Linked DNA regions of Homo sapiens: regions 1 and 2 are each linked to region 3. A link is a loop called in an ENCODE intact Hi-C map of the cell type or tissue named here. Cell type or tissue: heart left ventricle. All regions are shown on one strand.

The links. Peaks named below come from ENCODE experiments on the same cell type or tissue, not always from the same donor. Only the 100,000 strongest peaks of a DNase experiment are listed, where the experiment ranks them.
Region 1: a loop joins it to region 3, with 13 times the contacts of the local background. A loop is called at or near these places in 68 of 110 quality-filtered maps.
Region 2: a loop joins it to region 3, with 7 times the contacts of the local background. A loop is called at or near these places in 70 of 110 quality-filtered maps.

The regions. Positions count from the first base shown.
Region 1 is chr3:124,015,424-124,017,923 of GRCh38, forward strand. No RefSeq gene overlaps it. Among named protein-coding and RNA genes, the nearest start is that of KALRN, 17 kb to the right of the region's middle. In heart left ventricle, a CTCF peak has its summit at 1,298 (motif pointing right); no DNase peak of the experiment used is centred here.
Region 2 is chr3:124,020,011-124,022,510 of GRCh38, forward strand. No RefSeq gene overlaps it. Among named protein-coding and RNA genes, the nearest start is that of KALRN, 12 kb to the right of the region's middle. In heart left ventricle, no CTCF peak of the experiment used is centred here; no DNase peak of the experiment used is centred here.
Region 3 is chr3:124,280,939-124,283,438 of GRCh38, forward strand. The region is part of intron 5 of KALRN (kalirin RhoGEF kinase); the gene reads left to right. Among named protein-coding and RNA genes, the nearest start is that of MIR6083, 92 kb to the right of the region's middle. In heart left ventricle, a CTCF peak has its summit at 993 (motif pointing left); no DNase peak of the experiment used is centred here; H3K27ac peaks cover 1,376 bases.

The sequences.
Region 1 (2,500 bases), 270 kb before region 3:
GTAAAACAGAGATAATAATAATATTTCTCACAGGGCCACTGTGAGGATAAAATTAGATAATGTACCCAAATCTCTTCACACAGAAAAGCCTTCCCCTGGTGGATCTCTCATGTACCCCCTGGATTTTCTAGGAGAGTGTGGCTTCTCCAATACCTTCTCGAACAGCTATTGAGAATCACTGCTTGTAATGAGAAATATTACGAATGTGGAGCCAGAAAAAGTCTGACAGCCTTTGCAGCAGGGGGATGAGGAGGAGGTGGTTGTGTGTGTCCTCAGCTCAGTGGTAGGTGCTGGGCATGTGGTAGGAATGAAAAAGAAAAGGTAGCTATTATTAGTAGAATAGTATCTATAACTTTTATTTTTTGGCACAAATTAACAATTTAACAAAAACCAGACATTATTTTTGTTGGTGCTTTACCGGAAACATTGCTGTTTTCTAATGACTTCTGGTAGTAGTTTGTCATTATTTTTTATTTTAGGTTTTATTTTGTGTAAAAGGACTAAGTGAGATGGGTGTTTGCAATTTTTTTCTTTCCAACTGACTAGCTAGTCAATGCTCCTTTGGACCCCAGCCCACCGCCCTGAAAAAAAGGAAAAAGAACAAATTGAGAACTTATGAAACCACAACCCAGAAACCTGAATGTTTTTCATTTTAACTTTTCTTGGAAAAATTTGATGAAAAGCCTGTGCTGTGGTTTTAAACGGCATTGGGATGCCCGTCTCCTGTCCTTACCCCTAAGCTTCTGAACGTGATTTATATTTCCCTATTTTAAGCTAGTGCAGATTTATGAGACTTTAAACACCATGGTTGGAGTTACTGGAGGTTTAAAGAGATTAAGCAGGTCCAGTAGCACCTGGAGGTGTATAAGTTGTTTAAAAGATTTATCGGCATTCCCATGTTAAAATTCACTTCTCAAGGATTCTCATATCCTGGATCTGAATCTATTTTGGGCAGAGGAGTAAATTTTTAGGATGTTTCATAAATGGAGGAAAAAACCCATCCCTCTATCGCTTCTTGCTTTGTTTTTTGGGCTGTGCCTCTGCCCCCTCACCTCTCTATCTTGCATGTCTAGCTAGTTCTGTCTCTGGGGTTTCCCTTCTCTCTGTTCCTGTCCTCTCTCAAGCGGTTGATCTCTTAGTGTTTCTCTGTGTTCACAAACTCAGCCTTTGACCCAGGAACCTAACAACAGCCAGAGGGAGCCTGAAGCTTTCTTGCCTGCCCTTGGCTCCTTGTGGTCCAGGGAGGGCTGCGGTGGTGGGAATGCCTGACACAGGGTAAAAAATCTCTGTGTTTACACCAGGGGGAGCAATGACTCCGTGGCTGAGAGGGGCTGGCTAGAGTCTGGAGTTTCCAAATGTCCATTCAAAGCAAGACACAATTCCTAGGTAGTTAAATTTAGGAGACTCTGTATTGAATGACCTTGAAAATAGGTTCAGGGCACAACATGGGCACACCGCTTTGTCATATTCTACAAATACTGGGGAGAGCCAACATTCTTCTCATTGCCAATAATTATGCTCATCAGCCTCCACGTCTTGCCTCTCACGTTTCTTCCATGTCCCAGCTCTGCCCACCCTGTCAAATCAGTGTGGATGTAGGGAACATGAACACATTTTAATATCAGCCTAAACCAGACATCACTGGGAAGGAAATTGGAGAAACCATTCCAAAGTCAAGTAAAAATAGCTTGTGAATATGTACTCCATGGTTCCATTTATGTGAAACCCTACAAAAGACAAATCTAATCTACAGTGACAGAAAGCAGACTGGTGGTTGCTTGGGACTAAGGTGGGGGCAGATTGGCTGAGATGGCACAAGAAAACTTTTTGTGATGTTGAAAGTATGCTATGCCTTGATTGTAGTGATGGTCGGACAGTTATATAAAGTTGTAAACACTCACTAAAATGTACAATGAAAATGAGTGTGAACTATACCTTGGTTTTTAAATGTCTCTGTTGTACATTCACACCAGCCTTTACCTCCATTAGCATAGACAATAGGAAGCTGTGTGTGAATCTTAGAATGCTCCCCAATCCAGGAGTGGTTGTTCAACCAGCCTATGCTGTGTGTCTATAGAGGGCACGGATAATCCAAAGCAGCAGATGAAACACCTAATTAGTTCTAATTGACTCTGGACTTTTTCTGTGCATTTGCCTTCCCTGAGTACAACCTGACTGACAGGAGCGGGGAGAGTAGGCAGCCAAGAAATGTGGCAGGGGAGGCCAGATTAAACAATTACAAGGGAGGGACAACAAAAGGGTGACTGACCACGCAGATGATAAAGAATTGTTGACTTTGTAATGTGAACTCATATTGTGCAAAGCAATTGGTGAGGTGGAGCAGATGTGCATTAGAAACGAAACCAACCACCCGGAATGGTCATGGTCTCTGGATAACAGGGGAGCTTCATCGACTCCATCTTTTCCACATCTCTAATTAAAATTTTGATATTACTTAAGTCAGGCACACTGCTCTATTCATTCCGACATCTGAATATCC
Region 2 (2,500 bases), 260 kb before region 3:
GTTTGAAGTTGAGTTTGATGAAACCAGCATACTAGTTTGATGATATATAGACCAGTTTTGGACTTCTATACATTCTCATTTCTGTCCCTTCTTTTGACCTTACTGTGTATGTCTGGGCAATTAGTCAGCAGCAGGGCCACACAGTTTCGAACTGTCAAAACATGGTCAAACATGACTAGGATTTCTAAAGTTTATTTTCCTAATTATTTACTTTCCCATCCCACCTACATAGAAGCCAGGTGTTTTAATATGATCCATAGCATACACTTGGGAAAGAAGGAACATTTGTGCAGTCTAAGAAATTCAACAATCCTTTACTGAGTGACTGCTCTGGGCACTGTGCTGGGGGCTGCAGGGCATTCAAAATGAGTGAAAAAGGATCCTTGCCCTTAGTAGCTCTCAGTCTAGGGATAGGATGTATGAATAAACAGACATGAATATTTATGATATGAAGCATATTGGTATACTATTTTAATGATTTTAGTTGTGCCCTGTATGACTACAAGAGAGAGGGAGGTTGATTTTGAGGCATTGTGGAATGTCCACCTGAAAGAGGTAGGATTTAAGGTGGGCTTTGAAGAAAGTACAGGACTTCAAAAGTTGGCTATTGGGTGGGGAGAATTTCTTTCCAGGTAGAAGGGAAAGTAAGGGCATGGGAATTAGTTGCATTAGGCCACTCACTACATAAACCTGACTAAAGGGACTTAACTAAACAGAGACGTATACAAGAAGCCCAAGGCTAATGCAGAACTTCAATGAGCCATCAATGCCCTAGGCTTCTTTTCTCTTTCTGCTCCACCATCCTTAGCTTGTGGCTTTGTTGATCTGTGTTCCCAAGATGGTTGCTCCACCTCAAGCCTTATGTTGTGCACAAGGCAGGAAAAAGGAGAAAGAAAAAGGGATAGGAAAGAAAGTGAAGAAGGAAAGAAAGGAAGGAAGGGTGGGGAGAAGGTGGAGCCTGTTATGAGAAGGGCAAAAATTTTCCCCAAATCCCTAGCAGACGTTTTCTTCATTTGTATTTCATGATAAGAAACAGGTTACATGGCCACCCCTAGCTGCAAAGGAGTCTGGGCAGGTGAACATCGTAGCTGGACATATTGCCCTCCTGAATATTATTATAGTTCTGTTAGTAACAAGGCGGGGCAGAATGGATTTAGGGTAGGTACCTAGCAGGGTCTGTGCCTTTGAGCAGAAGCCTAGAGATGAGGACAGGGCAAGGATTGCTGGATAAATGAGAGAATTAAGAGCAGAATCTTGTGCCTGGAATGAAGCAGGTGTGTGTGTGTGTGTGTGTGTGTGTGTGTGTGTGTGTGTGTGTGTGTGTGTTGAGGAGGGGGCAGGACAAGATGGGATAGGATGGGATAGCTTTACAGGTGTGGGTAGAAGTCATCTGAAGAAAATAGTGGGAAAACAGGTGCCAAATGCTGGAGATATGTGGCTTTAACCTGTCTCTTTAATTTCTCTGCAAAAGCTCCAGATCAGCCTGTTTCATGCTTCATGGGATAGTGTTCATCCTTTACTCCCATCTGCTTCCCTCCTCAGTCTCATGTTATCAAGAACCTTGGATAGGCTGGGTGTGGTGGCTCATGCCTGTATCCCAGCACTTTGGGAGGTTAAGGCAGGAGGATCGCTTGAGCCCAGGGGTTTGAGATCAGCCTAGGCAACATAGGGAGACCCTGTTTCTACAGGGGCCGGTGGGGGGAAAGAACTTTGGATAGTTGTATTAAAAATGCCACTTTCAAACCTGTACCTTTATGTCAGTATCAGAACATGACAGAAACACAGCTTTTTCTTTCTCTCAAATTTACCTCTTATCTATATTTCAATTTTGCATTATTATTTATATATTATACTGATTGACTCTTTTATTTTCCTTGGGTACTATATAATATCAACCTTTCAGCATGAAACAATTGTGATTTTAGCTTTATTAACTAATAATCAGGAGAAAAAATATACAGAAACATAATGCTAATCAGAAGTATACATATATATTTTTCTATATATTTCTGATTAGTATTTATGAATCTAAAATCATATTTTACACACAGACATACTCCCTCCTCCCCTAAATATATTTTCCATCTATAGCAGTATTTTTTTTTTCTGGATAGACATTGAGACCTTATTTTATTGTCAATATAGTAGTTTTTTTTTTTTATTATACTTTAAGTTCTGGGATACACGTGCAGAACGTGCAGGTTTGTTACATAGGTATACACGTGCCATGGTGGCTTGTTGCACCCATCAACCCGTCATCTAATGCTATCCCTCCCCTCGCCCCCCCAACCCCTGACAGGCCCTGGTGTGTGATGTTCCCCTCCCTGTGTCCATGTGTTCTCATTGTTCAACTCCCACTTATGAGTGAGAACATGTGGTGTTTGGTTTTCTGTTCCTGTGTCAGTTTACTGAAAATGATAGTTTCCAGCCTCATCCATGTCCAAGCAAAGGACAGGAACTTATCTTTTTTATGGCTGCATAGTATTCCATGGTGTATATG
Region 3 (2,500 bases):
AAGCCTCATACTCTTATCTTGTAAAGAGTCGGAAACCTGTGGTAAAACAACATGGCACATGTATACCTATGTATCAAACCTGCACATTGTGCACATGTACCCTAGAACTTAAAGTATAATAAAAAAAAGAAAAAAAACACGCAAAGGAATATTAATCTCTTGGAGGAAATCTGCCTCTAGCTGGAATCCCAGAAGGGTTCTTCCCCCAGTCCCCCATCCCATGGCCCCTTTGAAATCCCACTCTTGGTTTGTTCACCTCTAGTCTCTCCTTAGTAAGCTTTCTCTAGCATAAGAATGTCCTGCTATAGGAACAACTGCTGATGTGGTGAGAAGATATACTCTGTAACATATGCGTTCTGGTGGAGAGATAAAAGAGGGTTTGGTTTCCTCCATCCTCTTTAGAGATTGGGTTGACCAGCTTGTCCCAGATTTCCCTGGGGAGGTGACCTTGTCATGAGGTGGCAAGAGGGGGTACAAACATGAGGGCCCTAGAATGGAGAGTGAGACTGGACTTGGGCATTCAGCTCCCATCCCTCAGGGCATTCTCTTCTGTGCTTTGCACATTCCCACCTTTTCATGCCTTTGTTCATGCCAACACTCCTCCCATTTGGAATGCCTGCTCCACTATATGTGCCTATTAAAACCCTCCCCCAGCTGAAGGTCCAGCTCAGATGCTACTCTCTCTGTTCTGCCCTGTTGGAGGTGCTCTTTCTCCCTCTGAGCATTTCCTGCAGCCCTTATCCATCCCCCTCAAATTGTCCCTGTTCCATGCCATCTAGCATTATAGCTAGGTGCTCAAAGATCTCATTCCCCCAATTATATTGAAAATTTCTGGAGGTTAGGACCAGTGTCTTCAATTACTCTGTGTTGACCAGAGATACTTAGTGCCAAATAAATAGTTGACCGTGACACAGTCTGTACTCACTGGGCTGCTTGAGAATAGAACAAAACCTGTGAACACTGAGCTGACACAAGAGCACCACCTACTGCTGAATGGTTTCTAGGAACGCTACCTTAATGCACTCACTGTTGAAAACTGGGGTGTTAGCAAGTTTCACCTTGCAATGGAAAGAGTGATTTGGAGGCAAGAAACTGGTTCTGGTCCTTTTATACTAATCCAAGTGGGAACAGATGAGGTGGTAGTGAAAGTAGAAAGGGAAGGGACAAACCCTCGAGACACTCAAGGGAAGAAAATGAGACCAGTGACTGGCTGGATGTCAGGGGGCAAAGGCAGCACCAAGGCCTTCGTGTTAGGAGGATTGGCAGTGGGACACGAGTGGGAACAATTCCCGAAGACATTTTGGAAGAAGGATGGATAATTAAATGAAATTTTAATTTTAATTTGTTTTAAGGCACAGAAAAGTGAAAGAAGTGATTATGAAGGTTACTAAAAACATTATCATGTGTTAGCTGGTTGTTGCATTTCTGCCCTACATTTTTCTTTTTTTTTTTTTTTTGAGATGGAGTTTTGCTCTTGTTATCCAGGCTGAGTGCAATGGCACAATCTTGGCTCACCACAACCTCTGCCTCCTGGGTTCAAGTGATTCTCCTGCCTCAGCCTCCTGAGTAACTGGGATTACAGGCATGTGCCACCACACCTGGCTAATTTTGTATTTTTAGTAGAGATGGGGTTTCTCCATGTTGGTCAGGCTGGTCTTGAACTACCAACCTCAGGTGATCCACCCACCTTGGCCTCCCAAAGTGCTGGGATTACAGGCATGAGCCACCACGCCTGGCCTCTAACCTACTTTTAGGGACAATGGATGCTATCTAAACACAGGCATTTACCTTGGTCCTCTGGCAGCCTTGAGGAGTGATGGGGCTCTTCATTCAGTAAGTTCTTCCTAAGCCCTGCAGAGTATATCCTGTAGGGTCTGGAAGCTGGAAACACTGCCAAGCTTCTCCTTGTGGATGTGCCCAGCCTGGCTCCCTGCATGGCCCCTTACCTGTCTGAGCCCCATTGCAGAGGCTGCTGCTGGAAGAGGGGAGAAGGGGCAAAATGGGGTGCCTAGTCCTCCTCCTAAGCTCAAGGTCAGGCCCACCTAGCACATACCAGCATAGCTAGGTGGTGGTCTTCTCCCCAAGAGAAGGGCTCCCACAGGGAAGCCTGCCTCCTCCCAGAGAGGGGCTCCCAAAGAAAGAGCTGCCTCATCCTTAGCCTCATGTGGAGCTTTGTTCCCAGATGTGCAAGTGATTGGCACAGCCGATTTTAGGATGTGTGGGAGGACTAGATGAGAACATCCAACAGACACTCCATTTTTGCAGTAACAATAATAGTTACCATTTATTGAGTGTATCCCTTATGCCAGGAACAACCATTAGCTCATCTAAATTAACTTGCCAAGGGCCAGATCTCAGTTTATGTCTAAATTTAGCTCCGGGATAAAGTTGGGCATTATTTTCTCAGCCTGGATTAAATAGGATTTGACCTCTTCAAGTCTACATTTTGGGAAGTGAGTGAAGTACATTCCCTCACTGTGTTCCTGAAAATATTTTATCA